Linked DNA regions of Mus musculus: regions 1 and 3 are each linked to region 2. Evidence: chromatin loops called from intact Hi-C (ENCODE). Cell type or tissue: heart. All regions are shown on one strand. Each heading gives the region's core, and the rest is flanking DNA. Links, peaks and the distances in the headings are about the cores only. Region 1 has its middle 13 kb from the start of 4930449E18Rik. Region 2 overlaps Ablim1 (actin-binding LIM protein 1). Region 3 holds the start of 4930449E18Rik (RIKEN cDNA 4930449E18 gene).

Region 1 (5,314 bases), core at 161-5,160, 100 kb after region 2:
GGTGGCAACATTTTCCTAAAAGCTGAGAACTCACTTTCTTGCTTTGTAGTTTGACTAGGGACACATCCCTGGGGCTCCATTATCCCAAGTCTAATTTGTTGTATGAGAATAACAGCCTGCTGCTCTGATTCATTAAATTTGGGTTTGTTCAACTAAACAACCAAAGCCACAAGGAAAATCAAAACAACCACTCCCCAAACTTCCAGGAAGCCTTTAGGGCATTACCCCGTGGCTTTCAAGTGGGTAAAAAGGCACTTTGTAGACTGACACACACCTAAGTAACTTACTTATGCCCTTTCTAGTGACCGCACAGAAAAACTAAAAGGAAACAGGTAAAATTAATTTTAGTCATCCTTTTATTAAAGGATATCAAAATGCTATCATCCAAATGAGCTCTGTATGGTCACTAGCCACATAAGTCCCACTAAACAGAGACTGTCGGGTCCCAAAGTTTACCAGTTACAAAGCTGGGGGAGGGGTGCTGTCTTAGTTAGGGTTTCTATTGCTGTGATTAAACCCCAGGACCAAAAGCAACTTGAGAAAGAAAAGGTTTATTCATCATCTCATCATCCAGAGACGTCAGGGAAGGAACCCAGAGGAGGAACTGATGCAGAAACCGTGGAAGGGTGCTGCTTACCGGCTTGTTCTTATGGCTCACTTAGCCTGCTTTCTTACACCATCCAGGAAAGACCTGTCCAGGGACGGCAGCACTCTATTCAGCAGGGTCCCTTCCACATCAATCATGAGTCAAGACAGAACCCCATAAACTTGCCTACAGTCCATCTTAAGAAGGCATTTTCTCAATTAAAATTCCCAGCTGCAGTGATATGAATGAGAAAGTTCCCATAGGCCCACGTGTTTGAGTGTTTGGTACCTAGTGAGTGGAACTGTTTGGGAAGGAATAGGAGGTATTGGAAGAGATGTGTTCCTGGGTCTCATGGTTGTATTACTGGGGGTATATTTTGAAGTTTCAGATGGCCATACCAGGCCTAGTTTCTCCCTCTTTCTCTCCCTTTCCTTCCCCCTCTCATCCCTCTCTCGCTCTCTACTCTTTGCCTGTTGACTATGAGTCAGAACCCACTATGATGATCATAGACTAACCCTCTGAGACCATAAACAAACTCCCAACAAGATGCTTTCTTTTAAAAGTTGTCTTGGTCATGGTATCTCTTCACAGCGACAGAACAATAACATACCAGATATGTGTAGGTTTATGTCACATTGACAAAAAAAAAAATCTTACCAGGACAAAGCATACTGACTACCAGTCCCACTGCCACGTCTAACTAAAGAATAACTATTAGAAGCTAATTACCACTGATATCCTCCATTTTCTACCTTTTGGCCTACTGTTGTCTTTCAAAGCCCATCTGGGGCTAAGGATGTGGGTCAGTTGGTAGAGTATTTACCTAGCATATAAGCCCTTAGTTCTAGCCCCAGTATCACATAAACTATAACCAGGTATGGTAGTACATTCCTGCAACCTCAGGACTCTGGGGGTAGAGGTAGGAGGATGAAACATTCAAGATTAAACTTGGCTACACAGCAAGTTCAAAGCCAATGTAGGCTACGTGAGACCCCCCACGTCAAAGGAGAAGATACCTGTGTGTAGCAGGCTTTTTAGTCATCTATAGGCAGTGACACAGATAAAGCTTGTGCGTCTGAACTTCATGGTGATGGGACCTTCCAAACACCTTTCCCAGCTGAGAAGGAAGGGAGCCACCGTGAGGACATTGGTGGCAAAGAAACGCACCCTGAGGCACACCGAGACAAAGAGCCTACTTCTGGCCCTTTCTGAAGTGGAACAACTCAGGAGGTCCCATTCCAGGGCTGAAAATATGGCTGGTCCATCCTCTAAAGGACGTGAAGTCTCTTGGCTTGGAAGCAATATCAGTCTTCTCCTTCAGTCAAACCCTCTCTGGATGCTCTTCCCACCACATTTACAACAGAGGAAAAGGAAAAGCAGTTAGGAAGAGGGGTGGGAAGGAAGGGAAGTAACCAATGCAAGTAGCAAACTCTACAAATGCCCAATGGGCGTGTGGCTCAGCGGTAGAGTGTCTGCATGGCATGAGCTCCCCCCCCGCCCCCCCGTGGCTTCCATCCCTAGCACTTCCTGTCTTAGTTAGGGTTTTACTGCTGTGAACAGACACCATGACCAAGGCAACACTTACAGGGACAACATTTAAGTGGGACTGGCCTACAGGTTCAGAGGGTCAGTCCATTATCAAGGCAGGAACATGGCAGCATCTAGGCAGGCATGGTGCAGGATGAACTGAGAGTTCCACATCTTCATCTGAAGGCCTTCCAGGCAGCTAGGATGAGGGTCTTAAAGCCCACACCCACAGTGACACACCTACTCCAACAGGGCCACACTTTCTAATAGTGCCATTCCCTGGGCCAAGCATATACAAACCTTGATATTCCCCAAACAGACAAACAATAGACCTAAAATCTTCCCCTCATAAGGTCATTCCAGGTGAGTTTCCCTGACCTTCCCAAGGCCTACCCAAGTGTATGTGTGTGCAGTCCTGCATGCGTGCACACACACACACATACACACACACGCACATTTGTGTATAAGTACACATTTGTGGACAGGTGTTCATAAGTATGAAGAACAGAGGTCTACCTCAGGTGCTGCACTTGAGAAGTCCATATACCTTGTTTAGGGCACAGAATTTTTTAGTGGAATCCAGGGCTTACACATCTGTCTAGGCTGGCTGACCAGGGAGCCTTGAGATCCATCACTGTCTCCTCAGCACTGGGATTCTACGTGCACACCATCACAACTGGCCTTTGCCTGGGTTCTGGGACTTGAACTCCGGTTCTCACCCTCACATGGGAGAGTCTTCACCAGCAGGGCTAGTTCTTTAGCCCCCATATTGGGTTTCTTGATGTTTGTGTGAACATCAGGAAACTCTAGGGCTTTAGGCCCCTTCCCATGTCCTAGGAGAAGTCCTAACCTGTATTTACAGGCTCAAAAGATACTTTAGTCCCAGTCTCTGACGGGAGTTATCTCTTCTCAGACTTACCTTCCCTTTTAGGTCAGCTATGGATTGTCACTGGTATTTGTACCTGTGGGTTTTTTTTAATACCTGGGCTAGTGAAAGTGCAGTTAGCGGTATTTTTAGTTTCATGGGCTGTATTTAAAGTCTCTCCCATGCACAGTTGTTACTGATGGCTATTCATACAAAATACCAAAACAACATCCAGGAAACTCTGCGTCCCTCCTGTGCTCCCCTGAGCCCAGAGGCCACGCGTGATCTGAATGTGCCTATGGCGTCTGTCACTGCAGTAAATAGTGATCAGAAGGGAAACGAGCTTCCAACAGTACAAGGCAACAGGCTGGTCGCCGAAGCAAGGTCCTGCAAGCCCCGTGCTCACCCTCGCTGAACACAGAGGACGCTCGCCAGTCATGAATACACTTCATAAGGAAATAAGTGAAATCATAAACAGGCCTTCCACTTCAGTGAGCGCCTTATGAAGCAGAAATGATCAAACGCTGGTATCTGAAGACCTGAAACTGTAGCCGTGAATATATCTCTCTATGAATCACTTGTTCTCTATCTCCTAGCTCCAACAATAAAGACCAATTTCAGCCAACTATGCTAGAGAGAAAATTAGGGGGCATTTTCTTCCATATATAGAAAGTATTGCGAAAACAAGTGTCACATGACAACCTGAGAATATACTGTCGGGAAATGTCAGCAAGAAAGCCCTGTGATTAAAGGTGGGTCACAGCACATTTACTCTCCTACATTGCATCTCGGCTGCTGGGAGCGAACATTGACCAAGCAAGGCTGGACTCAACAGGGTGCAGGAAGTAATGGAGCCGCTGATTCAGGTGTGGAAAGTTGCCTCTCAAAGCATAGCACAGCATGATTTAGTCTTGGAGAATTGTCTCTCAAAGCACAGCACAGGAGCCAGAGTTGAGGGGTGGAAGGTGTTCACATGACCGCCCTGTGGTTCTTCATAATGAAGGGGAAGATGTATCCATGAGCAGAGGAGGGACGGGTTTCCAGCCCTACCACTGAAATATTTGCTACTGATAGATCATGGGACAAGGGGGCAGGGGGAACCAATGTTCTTCGTTTTATATACACTGATGGCCCCCAGCAGGCTCCAACAGAGAGTTTCTATCCAATGGTCACAAAGATGACCCTAGATAAACAAAAGGAGTCACAATACACCCAGGCAAAGGACTGGCAGGGATGAGGGGTGTGGAATGGACACAGGTGGGAGGGTGAAAAGAGAGACTGGGTAGAAAGAATAATCATAATACATTATATACTTTATGAAATTGTCAAGTAAGGAAATTAATCGGTAACTACAAAAGGGTCAGCGAAATGGTTCAGCAGGTACAGGTGACTGCCACGCTTGACGTCAGAGTGCTGTCTCTGGGAGCCGCACAGAAGAAGGTAAGAACAGATCGTGGAAAGTCTGTTTTGACTTCCACAGGTGAGTCAGAGCACCCATGTGCCCACACACATACATATAAATAAATAAATAAATAAATAAATAAATGTAAAATATTTTTAAATTTAATTTAAAAGTACATCTTATTAAAAGCAGTAGTAGTTCCTTTTTACAATGTTGAGATTTGAAACAATTTTCCATCCATAAATGCACATGTGGTAGTTTGAATGAGAAAGTCTCCCACAGGCTCAGTATTTGAACACTTGGTCCCTAGTAGGTGGTACTTTCTGGGGAGACCATGGACCCTTTAGCAGGTGAACTTTGCTGGAGGAAGTACACAGCTTCCTTGAGTTTTTATAGCCTCAACCCATCTCCTGATCTCCCCTTCTCAGCTTCCTGAACATGAATGAGAACGTTGTCAGCCAGCTCACAGCCCCTGCTGCCATGCTCCTGCCCCCCACCCCCACCCCCTCCAGCCATGATGGACTCCTTCCCTCTGACACCATAGCCAGAGTAAACACTTCCTTCCATAACTTGCTTTCAGGCAGGGTATTTTATGACAGTGCAAAATAAGAAGTTTAATAGGAAAAGACTACAGCCTATTCTGGGCTAGCTTCAGTAAGATTCCTTGCACTGCGCCAAGGCATCCTTAACGTGCAAGGCTCCTCAAGGGATTCATTTTCTACTTCATGATGCCATATCATGAAACAAGCAAAGCTAAGTGGGTAGAACTAGAAATGACAAGGCTGGTCATGTGGCGCTCATCAACACTTCTAAGGTGCTTCTAAGAGCAACTGTGGTGCGGGGGACGGGGTAGGGGGTTGTGGGGGAGGGAGGGGGAGGTCGGGTGTCTTTTGATGGAATGTTGAACCTGCTCAGCTAAATTGCCAGTGAGTTC
Region 2 (5,314 bases), core at 103-5,102:
CTGGACCTAGGTGCTACTTCAAACATCATGACGTCACCTAAGACCAGAATGGCAGTGATGGTGATGTAATATGGTGATGTAAGACGTAATTGGAGGCTCCTCCTTCAGAACCCTAAACATAGGGAACTCCCACAGACACCATTTCCTTCCCTATATAATATAAGGCCTTCCTGGGAACAGACCTCACCTATCAACTTCTATCCTTGAGCAAAGGATTATCAGTGAGTGATCTCTGTCTATAGTGTGTGTCTTGCAAGCTTTATACTGTGGTTGTAACTGAGCAGGGAACAGAGTGCCGGCCTCAAACTCGGACTCTTCCAGTGGCTCTATCCTTTTAGCTCTGTGGTACCACTACCCCTAAAAGGCTTCTGAGAGATGAGTCTGTTCCCTGTGTTAGTAAACCTCTAGCTGTATCCACTTTCTCATCTGACACCCACATTTTCAAGCAACCCCAAAGCCCAGGCTAGCTCCCCATGAACACCCTCAGGATCCGCTCCTCCGTGGGCCTTCTTGTCATGATTTCTCAAACCAAGTGTCAACATTGCCCTTCTGCCTGGAAGCAATTTTATTAAAACAGTGTTTGTATTGTCAGGAAAAGAATTCACTTGGGACAGTCTGAGTTCCCATTAGAAAGGAGCTGGTACTGCGGTGGGTTAGACAATCATTGTGGGTGATTTAACATTAAGTGGAGCTGGTACTGCAGTGGGTTAGATCAAGCATCGTGGGTGATTTACCATTAATCAAGAACAAAGATTACAGAGTCAAGAACCTTAAGGAGTCAATTTTTAGAGACCTCTACAAACAACAAGAGTGAGCTCACAAAACAGAGCTACAAAGTTGGCTCTCTTGGGAAGGTAGGCACAATCAACTTTCAAATGCCTGTCGGTCAGCTCATTAGAAACACTCCTTTTAGTGGTGAGAACATACCTAGAACACTTGATTCACCATGTCATACCTAGAATGCTTGATTCACCATGTTATACCTAGAATGCTTGATTCACCATGTCATACCTAAAATGCTTGACTCACCATGTTAGTAATTTTCAGGTGGACAGTTGCTCATGTGTGTTCACAAGCTTGTGGTTTCCACACATCATCTATCCACAGGACTACTGTCTTCTTAAAAAGCTGAAACTCAGTGCCCATGAAGCAAAACCTCCTTTCCCTGAATCCCTCCAGTTCTTTGGACACCCCACTTCTGTCTTCTAGCTCAGTGAACCCAATTGCTCAAAATACCCACATGCCATTGGAAGCTCACCTGTAGTGATAATAACATATTAAGAGATTGGGGTGGGGCAGCTATAGAGATGGCTTAGCTATTAAGAGCACTGGCTTCCCCACTACAGGACCCAAGTTCCATTCCCAGCACCCACAGGGTACCCCACAAGCATCTGTAACTACAGTTCCAGGAGATCCAATACGCTCTCTGGATTCTGCAAGCAAAACACCTGCATATAAGTAATCAAATAAAATAATTAAAAAATTAGAAGAAGCTGGGGTCAAGAATGAAGAGATGGCTCCGTGACTAAAGCACTTATTGCTCCTTCAAAGGCTCCAGGTTCTGCTCCTGGTCTCTACTCGAGGACTCACATCACCTGTAACCCCCATTCCAGGGGATCGGATGCCTTCTTCTGGTGTCCCTAGGTGCTGCAACCATGTGGTGCATATACACACACACAAGCAAATACTCATACACATAAAGTAGAAATAAATGGATCTTTTAAAAAAATTATCCAAAACTTAATCATAAAGAAGAAGGAAGAAATCACATTCTCTCAGTCAACCTGGGGCTTGAGGTAGCAGCTCATTACCCAGGAACCGGATGTGGCTTGACAAGTTCTTACCATTGACTGAAGGCCCAGACTTTGAATTCTGGGACCTGATCCATTCAGGGGCCATTAAGACAACTAACACTTGGCTTATTACCCTGCTGCAGCCTGCTCATCTGTCCCTGCCCTGCAGCCAGCCATCTTTGACAGTCTCTTTGGAAGGCCTATAGACCTATGCCTTCAGTTTTTCTGCAAACAGCATCACCATGCCCCAGGACCCCTCCCTCATGAACAGTACATGTCCTTGACACACTTGTCTCGTGTTTGTAGGACAGTCATAGACACTACACTCCGACTCTGACTCAGCTCTGTTTACCCAATGTATCTGAAGGTGAATATTAAACAAATTCCAGAAGAATGTCAAAATATTCTAATTACTTTATTATTTAAAAATCTTTTTGTGTGCATAAGCATGTGTGTGCATGCGTGCCAAATGTGTGTGTGTGTGTGTTTGCATGCTCATGCACATGCCAAAGTGTATGGGTACACACAGAGGCCAGAATAGGGAATCTGGTCCTCTGGGTCTGGAGTCACAGGCACTTGTGAACCTCATGCTGACATGAACAGGGATCCTCTGGATGAGCATCAAATGCTCTTAACTGTTGGGCCATCCTCCAACCCCATTAATATAGATGTATTTATTTTATGTGCGTCTGTATGCACACACCACAGCATAGTGGTCGGCGGCTTGGGAGAGCTGATTCTCTCCTTCCACCAGATACGAGAAGCTCAAACCGCAGGTGCCTTTCACCGCTGATTCATCTCATCAGACCTTAATTAAAAAAAACAAAAAAACAAAAAAACAAAAAAAAAACTTTGTTTTGTTTTAAAGATTTATTTATTATGTATAGAGTTCTGCCTGCATGTATACCTGCATGCCAGAAGAGGGCACCAGATCCCATGATAGAGTCAGAAGAGGGCACCAGATCCCATGATAGAGTCAGAAGAGGGCACCAGATCCCATGATAGAGTCAGAAGAGGACACCAGATCCCACTATAGATGGTTATGAGCCACCATGTGGTTCCTAAGAATTGAACTTAGGACCCCTGGAAGAGGAGTCCGTGCTCTTAACCTCTGAGCCATCTCTCCAGCCCCCTAAGTATTTTGTTTTTAAAGGAGCTTTAGTACCTTTCAATGATAGCGCGAAGCAAAAATGTCTTACATCTACATGATCATAAAATAAATACACGTCAAGGTTGAATTCAAATGGAAATATGCACATTTTCCTAACTTTAACATATTTCCTAGGAAAATCACAGATTTTGCTCATTAAAATCCCAGGCTGCTAGCGCAGATGCTCACTGCCTTCCTTCTCAGGATCAATTATTAAAGCATTCTTCACCCCGAGTCCTGCTGATTCCTGCCTTGCTTCCCATCACTGAGGTCTGGCTACACACAGCCCTGCACCTTGTTATGATACGCTCTCGAGTCCACTCTACAAACCACCGAGTAAAATCTACTGGTTAAGTGGGGGACATCCAAGAAATTTTTATACAAAAGTTGTGAAATTAGTAACAAGTACATTTTTAAAAAAGCTTAAGTCTTAAAATAACAACTGAACAAGCGCTGCTTGGGCTATAAAAATACCATGGAACAGGAGGGGAACAGAGTGTGGAGGCGTTGGATCAAGGAGGGGGTGGGGAGAGCAGAGCCTAGCTTCAGTGGCGGGAGCTGGGCTGCGGAAGCATCTTAGGCCTTCGCAATGCAGCAGGTCCTTTCGATGCCCCAACAAATCCATCCCTGAGATGGTCCACCTGCCGGGCAGGCGATGCTCAAAGGGTCAGACTTACACCTGCCTCAAGGGGGGGTCCAGGGCTATCAGGTGGAGACCCTTTCTCCATCTGCAGCTAGGGACCATCCCTTCTCAGGCTGTGGATTCCAAGCGGCTCTGGTCAGTTCTCAGCAGTAAGAGAAGACCCAGGAAACATGATGGGGGACCAGCAGCCTTTGGCAGCTCCTCTCTTTACTTCCTGGGGAAGGCACTGGCTGTCTGGTACCCTGCTGGCAGTCTGCCTGTCACAGGATGCAAGATCTGAGGAACCAGTTCAGTGGTAGAACCCTTGTCTAGGATAGGTGAGGCCTTAGGACCAATACCCAGTACTGCAGAAAAAAGAACCCACAGGCATGAGGGGCCTTTCTGAGCTTTTCCACCTGGAGCAGGGCATCCGGCCTGGGTTACTCTTCCCTTTACAAGCTTGTCTGCATGGAGCAGGGGTGTGCAGCCAGGGCTGCCCCCTTTCCTTTATGAGCAAGCAGGCTTTGTGCTCTGGAGACGCGACTTTCCCCACATCAAGGTCAGAGCCTGTTCTGATGCTGTGCTTCCTGGCGCCATGCATGACTGTTCTGAGGTGGAGACTCAGATGTGACGGAGCCAGGGAACAGGACACTTCCCCACCCTCTGTACACACACATGCACACACAACTCTTGGATTATCATTGTGAATACCAAATGTGTGTGTGACTATGGGGTGCACATGCCCACAGCGTGTACACATGAGCACATATGTCAGAGACCAGAGGACATCGGTGTCTTGCCCCGTGGCTCTCCGTCTTACTCTTTCAAGGCAGGGTCTCTTGCCGAGCCTTTAACTAGGCTGGCAGTTGGCACCCTCTACGATGCTCCTGTCTCTGCGCCCCTGGTGCTGGGGTCACAGGTGTGCAGGGTCGCGTAGGTGCTGAGGGTTCAAACTTAGACCCTTGTGCTCCTCCTACAAGCAAGCTCTTAGTCTCAGGGACATCTTCCCATCCCCCTCCCCCGTGATTTCTTTTAAACTTTTCTCTCTTCTTCTTTTCCTCACAGATTTTTATCACGATGGTAACGGTGGCCTTCAGTCTTCCTAAGCACTCAGAGTTCAATCGGTGTCAGACTGACTCAATCCATTTCTGGACTGAAATGCAGAGCGGCGAGCTTGAAGCAACCACAAAAGGTAGCTCACAAGGGCTACTGCTGTAGCTCAGAGCTCAAAATAGCTGAACAGCACTCACCAACAATGACGTGCGGGGGCAGCTTCTGCCAGAAATAACTTCTGCGAAAAAAACGCTTGGACTCAAACGGTAAGCCTCAAAAATGGACTGTAATCGCTCCTCATTGACTTCTAAATGCACATCGAAATCAATGATCACTTCTGGGTGAGATGATACTTACAAGGTCAACCAGGTCGAAAATGGGTCCCAGAGCAATGCTTTTGGGGGATTCGAGTTAATTCAGAGTTTGAATATATGGTAAGAGTCTTGTTAGAAAGGAAGCTCTTGGAACCTCTGTTTACTAATAAAAGCATTGACAACATAGTATTTTTGAATTGGTTGCAGAATTTCATATACAAATAAAATTGATTACAAGCAGCTCAAGAAACAAGGATGTCACCCAGAATATAAAAACAAGTATGAAAATCTTTTACCATTGCATAGATCGATTACCTGAACACAGGGCTTTAAGGTTAAAAATGAGCACAGGAAGTATAATGGATGAAGTGGGAATACGCTC
Region 3 (5,314 bases), core at 213-5,212, 110 kb after region 2:
TCAAAGGTGCTGAAGTCCTAGATTCCTAACCAAATGTAGTCTTTGCAAAGAACTGCCAGTACTCGTGTCTGCCCAGTATCATCCAGATGACCCAAGTCTGTATTCAACATGGACGTAAGCTTTTTAAAAAGTACAAGGAAAAGCAAGATAACAAGAACTGTGTTATCTTGCCGCAGGAAGAATAAGCTGTGAATGCGCTCACACACAGAGGGAAAATGTCACAAGGAACTGAAGAGATAGGGCTTCCTCTAGTAGCCAGCACAGAAATACACCCCACTGCACAGCCACACACCGAGTGAGGCCATTGTTTATGCATGTATGATATTTTTTTGACAATGGCCACCACCATGGGAAAACCGGGCAAGAATGGCCTTCACTGTAATGAGAAGTAGGAAGGATGATGGAAAATGAATGCATTAGAATTTTGACCTCCCTACTTTAAGTGATAGAATGTATGCCAGCTACAGCTTTTCCATCTGAAAAATCAAGGCTTAGGCTTTGGCACATAGTGTGAAATGAGCATGCTTTCATTGGCTACTGTGGCCAAGATGCTGTACTGGGTAGTTTATGTATGGGATGGGCGGGACCTGAGAGGAAGGTTATCCAGTCTCACCTGAAGCAAAGGATCTGCTCTGTGCCACTCAGTTGGTTGAACAGCCACAGTGAGTCTTGAGTGTGAAGTCCTCTCGTTCACTCACCTTCACACAGCTTTAGAGCATCAGGTGGAAGTGGTCCATCAAGGTCACTGACTTCTGCTCTCCTCAGACTGGTTAGGAGAGGTTAGCTGGGACCAGGCACACTCCATAAAGCAATGGCTATTTTGGTAACAAAGTCAGCCACGCTGGTCAAGGTTTATGTGTCGTAACAGTCCTGTCTGCCCATGTTACCCACGTCAGCCTCTTAACTCTCTAAGTAAATGAAAAAGGTTTGCCCTCCACAGACCCTTCAGAATACTTACTCTCTATTGCTAATCCTACAAAAGAAGTCACGAAGAAGTACACGAGTGTTATGCGCAATTTGCCTTTCTAATAAATGCGTTTTCGACAACCCAGCCCACTCTAGCTGATGGCCTAGAAGGGACAGATGCCTAGGAGGAAATGGCTTTCTAGTAAACACCCCCCATCTTTACCCCTCAGAGCTTCACGCATACTAAGCTAAGCGTCTGCTGAATTAACTAGAGAGTTTCCATCTCTCTAGTCACCTTTAAGTCATATTGTCACACATGCTAAACTTCCTCTCTCCAGAAGCCCAACCCCTAGCTGACAAGATATCGGCAGTTTAAGACAACTGGGGAAGGAAGACTTGCTTTTATGGAGGGATGTGGCTACTGGAAAGTTGCCTGTATTCCGGCATGCTTATGGGAAATACTAGCTGTACTCGGTGGGTTAAAATAACGATAAGGAATTTTAAAAGAAGAAAACATGAGGTGTTGAGGAAGATGAGCTAGAAGGTTCTGGTGGGTGTTGCAGGATAAGAATGAGAGGTGGGTGAGACCAAGAACATGGTAGTAGACATGCATGAAATTCTCAAAAAAGAAATTTAAGAAGCACCGAGATAGAAAACTTTAATCTTAAAGAGAACAAAATCACCAAAGTCATCTGCCTCTTGTACAAGACGGGCCACAAACTGTTGTCCTTACTCTCCACGGCAGACCTGCAGCGCCTTCACTCTCTACCAATGCAGATGCACCGGTAAAGAAGGACAGCTGATAGTGCTCCCGCAGTGACAGCTATTCCCAGCGGTGACACAACCTGAAACCCAGCCAGGAACCAGAGCCCAGTGCCTGCTTTGTTCCACAAAGGTCCCGAGTTTACCTGAAAACTCAGGATCATAGCAAATGTCACTGCGGCTCGACGAAGCCTGCTCTGGGAATGCGTTAGAGGTTGCGCTCAGGCACGATAAGGAGGCTGCCGCGCTGTTTATTAATAGGACCGGTAACGTCTCAGAGGCTGGTGGGATTAGATTAACTGTCTTCCCAAGCAAGTTCCTGGCTGGATCCCACTCGGAACAATTCTGTAATGAACAGCTCCTGATAGGCAAGTACCACCTCTTGAGAGGGGGCATCACAAGGAGACCTTGAACTTGGACAGAAACTCTGACAGGTCCCAGGAGGCCTGCTTATGTTCTGAGCCTGGGCAGAAGCACGGCACAGACCACTCGGACCGTGTGTTCTGGCTTTAACCACCCATCAGACCAAAAAGACTCTGAGACTGCCTTACCCTGCACAGATCATTCTTAAGCCTTCTAATCAGATCCTACTGTCTGGTCATATTTTGTCCTGATAAATTCCAGACATATGAACCATTAACCTTCATTAAGAAATACAATGTCAGCCAGGTCTGGTGGCACAGGTCCACAATTCCAGTTGTTTCAGAGCTGAGGTAGAAGAATTGTTAAGTTCAGAGCAAGCCTGGGCAACTTGGTGAGACACTGTCTCAAAATATAAAGTAAAGAATATAAAGCAGAGAAGGGGCTCAGGGAATCACTCAGCGGCAGGGCGTTTGTCTGGCATGCGCAGTAGTCGTACTCCACGTCGTATGGCGCACACATGTGTGCACTCAGATTTTTATGGTACTTCTATGTCCCTAACGCATTAGTTTACAGGAATGCTGTGGTGTCTAAGCAGATAATGTTTTGTCTTTACCCAGGGGCATGAAAAGCCAGGAACGAGATGCCTGCTGCCACAGGCTGGTCTGGGGAGGACAACTCCGCACCCTGTCACACTTGTCTGCTTTTTCCCTTTGGCAAAATTCCACTCGAGCTCTCAGACCCAGCTAGGGCTGCACTAATGCCCGCCCTGTTCCTCCAACCATAGCTTGATGCACATATCTCCTCACTGTAGCACTGAACACATGGTACTGAAATGACTGTTTTCCAGTCTGCCTCACTGATAGGCCAGGAACTGGTCCCTGAGCTAGTGAGCCTCGGGTGCCCAGCCCTGGGCATGCGCAGAGCAGCACAGCAGCCTCGTGACGACTTACTTGTTTCTTCCTGGCCAAGAGTCTCATGAGGAAGAGAAATTGACAGTAGAAAATGCTGAAATGTGCCAGAGACACAGAGGCTCAAAATTGCTGCATCAAAATGAGCAAGGGGCAGAATATAGCTCTGGGTACGAGGATGGATGGGCAAATCCCTATTTTAAAAAAAAAAAACTCGCAGGCTATTTGTAACCCTGGAAATCTGTAACTTTGCAGAAATCTGGGGTCTAGGGAAAGGGAATATAGGGCAGGTACCTTTAACACGCTGGCTGGGAGGAGCAAGCATGGGAGGAGTTACGCTGGGAGGGGCAAGCGTAGGCAGAGTTACACAGGGGCCACGCCCAGCCAGTATGAAAGGAAAGATCCCAATCTGGGGTGAGCAGACATTTATTCACATTCCCTGGGATGGTGTCACACAACATGCCATGTTCTGACTCTTCAGTAACTGGGAAAATGCCAAATACACTGAGAGTAAGATATTGCCCCACCCTCAAGCCCGATGAGGCTGCTGTTGGGGATTTTGTGGAGTACTGAGGACGTGTTTACACTGCGGGTAAGATTAACCCATGCAAGTACTTCTGAGGGCAAACTGTGAATAGTTACTGAAAGGGAAGACCTTCAACCCAAAGCCCCAGTAGTTCCTGTTGGTCCATTCACTTTGCATGTTGGTCCAGGGTTGCCCTTTCAGGACTGGGTAGTGGGGGACAAGACACAGGTAAGACTGTTCAGTGAATCACAGAGATTTAAAAAAAATGGAGTGATAGTGCCTCTAAATATCCATCAACACCAGGAACAGTCGAAACTAACACAAGTCAGCAGGAAAAAAGAGAACCTGGGCTCAGCAGCATTCTTAGAATCCCAGCAACTCGGGAGGCTGAAGCCAGAGGATCTCTGGCACCTGGGAGTTTGGAGCCAGCCTAGAAGGCAGAAATGAGAAGGCCCACTTCTTAAGAAAGGAGGGAGGAGTAGAGAGGAATGGACTATAGAAACAGGTAGGAACAGGGTTCTATCTCCAAGTCAGGGGAGGAAGCAGAGGAGGGGGAAGAGGAAAGCTATGTGCTCTCATAGGAGAAAAACCACTCTGACCATCGACTTACAGGGTTTGCTGATCAGCACACAAATGGAGACGTTCTGAAAACAAGGCAGCAGTAATACCAAAGGCCAAGACAGTAATTACTTCTGGAGACAAGAGACTGTGGGTTTGTGGGAGGGTCCTGTTAAGTCATTCAACCATATTCACTTTTAAAGTGACAAGCAAGTGTGGCAAAGGTGTAGAATCCTATGCAGCGAGGTGCCCACCCCACCTTTCCTACTGTCTTCTGGGTATTCCGAGCACTTTAAGGTGTTCGTGAGGTTGCTCTTCCCCAGCTGGGTCGAGGAGGAGTCAGTGTCTACGCAGTCATTCAGCTTGCCTCCTCTGCTGCGCACACAGGCACCCTTCCAGCTTCTAAACGGAACGGTAACATGGTTCCTGCTCAGCACCTCTCAGGTTGGGCTGCCGTTCCTCTGTACTCTGCTTACAGTATCTTGTCTGCGAGGAAACTGAGGCTTAGAGAAAATCTGCACTGAGTTATCTCAATGAGCGAATTGCTGCGTTTTATAAAAATGAAAGAGCCAGGAATATATTTGGTAGAGGGCGGTATGGGGAGAGAAGGGGGAGGAGGATGGGGAGAGAAAGGACAGAGAGGGTAAAAGTAGGAGAGAGTAAGAGATTAAGAGAGTGAGGAAGGGGGCAAGCAGCCCCTTTTATAGTGAGTCAGGCAGTACCTGGCTGTTGCCAGGTAACGGTGGGGCGGAGCCTAGAAGGAATGCTAACAGAAATGGCAGGGCAAACGCGTGACTCCAGGCTGATTCCAAAAGTACCTGCTTTCTGTCCTTAAGCCCCAAGTACACCAGATTTCCAGCTGGCCCAGACTGCCACCTTAGCTCCAGAGCTGACACCATCAAACTCTGGGACATCCGAGGAAACACAGACCCTTAGAAAATACTAAAGGCTTCTGTTCCACATGACTGGAGCTAAATAAAAATACGCCCTGAGAATCAAATGTTGACAGCTGATTCCTAAATTGAAAGTAACCACTGAGTGAGTGAGTGTTTAAGACCTGGACTGTGAATCCTGTTAACTGCCTTCAGGACACGGGGTGTAGGAAACCGCGGAACTCAGCTAAGGAATGGCGGTAACCCCAGGGTGTTTCTTAAACCCGAGTCCAAGAAAATGAGGCTGTGACTCTGTTATGGGGACCAGGGAGGAGGCAGCATTTTGACATAACCTTCTTCTGACTACTTTGCCCTCTGGTCAGCTGTTCACCCCATTAGGTTAATTATTAGTGAAGCTA

Evidence for each region. Hi-C counts contacts between places; a loop is a spot of excess contacts. Peaks named below come from ENCODE experiments on the same cell type or tissue, not always from the same donor. Only the 100,000 strongest peaks of a DNase experiment are listed, where the experiment ranks them.
Region 1: it touches region 2 in a loop (3-fold over the local background); 18 of 42 quality-filtered maps call a loop at or near these places.
Region 3: a loop joins it to region 2, with 2.1 times the contacts of the local background. A loop is called at or near these places in 4 of 42 quality-filtered maps.

Annotation. Positions count from the first base shown.
Region 1 is chr19:57,258,211-57,263,524 of GRCm38, forward strand. It overlaps a transcript of Ablim1 not described here. Among named protein-coding and RNA genes, the nearest start is that of 4930449E18Rik, 13 kb to the right of the region's middle. In heart, for the core only: no CTCF peak of the experiment used is centred there; no DNase peak of the experiment used is centred there.
Region 2 is chr19:57,158,721-57,164,034 of GRCm38, forward strand. All of the region lies in intron 2 of Ablim1 (actin-binding LIM protein 1), which reads right to left. Among named protein-coding and RNA genes, the nearest start is that of Ablim1, 55 kb to the right of the region's middle. In heart, for the core only: a CTCF peak has its summit at 2,712 (motif pointing right); DNase peaks (open chromatin) are centred at 2,781, 3,751 and 4,801; H3K4me3 peaks cover 402 bases; H3K27ac peaks cover 2,197 bases.
Region 3 is chr19:57,270,100-57,275,413 of GRCm38, forward strand. It overlaps 4930449E18Rik (RIKEN cDNA 4930449E18 gene), which reads left to right and starts at 3,861. Exons shown (of 3, transcript NR_045319.1): 1 at 3,861-3,970. It also overlaps a transcript of Ablim1 not described here. In heart, for the core only: no CTCF peak of the experiment used is centred there; DNase peaks (open chromatin) are centred at 1,922, 2,952, 3,282 and 4,772; H3K4me3 peaks cover 2,091 bases; H3K27ac peaks cover 3,131 bases.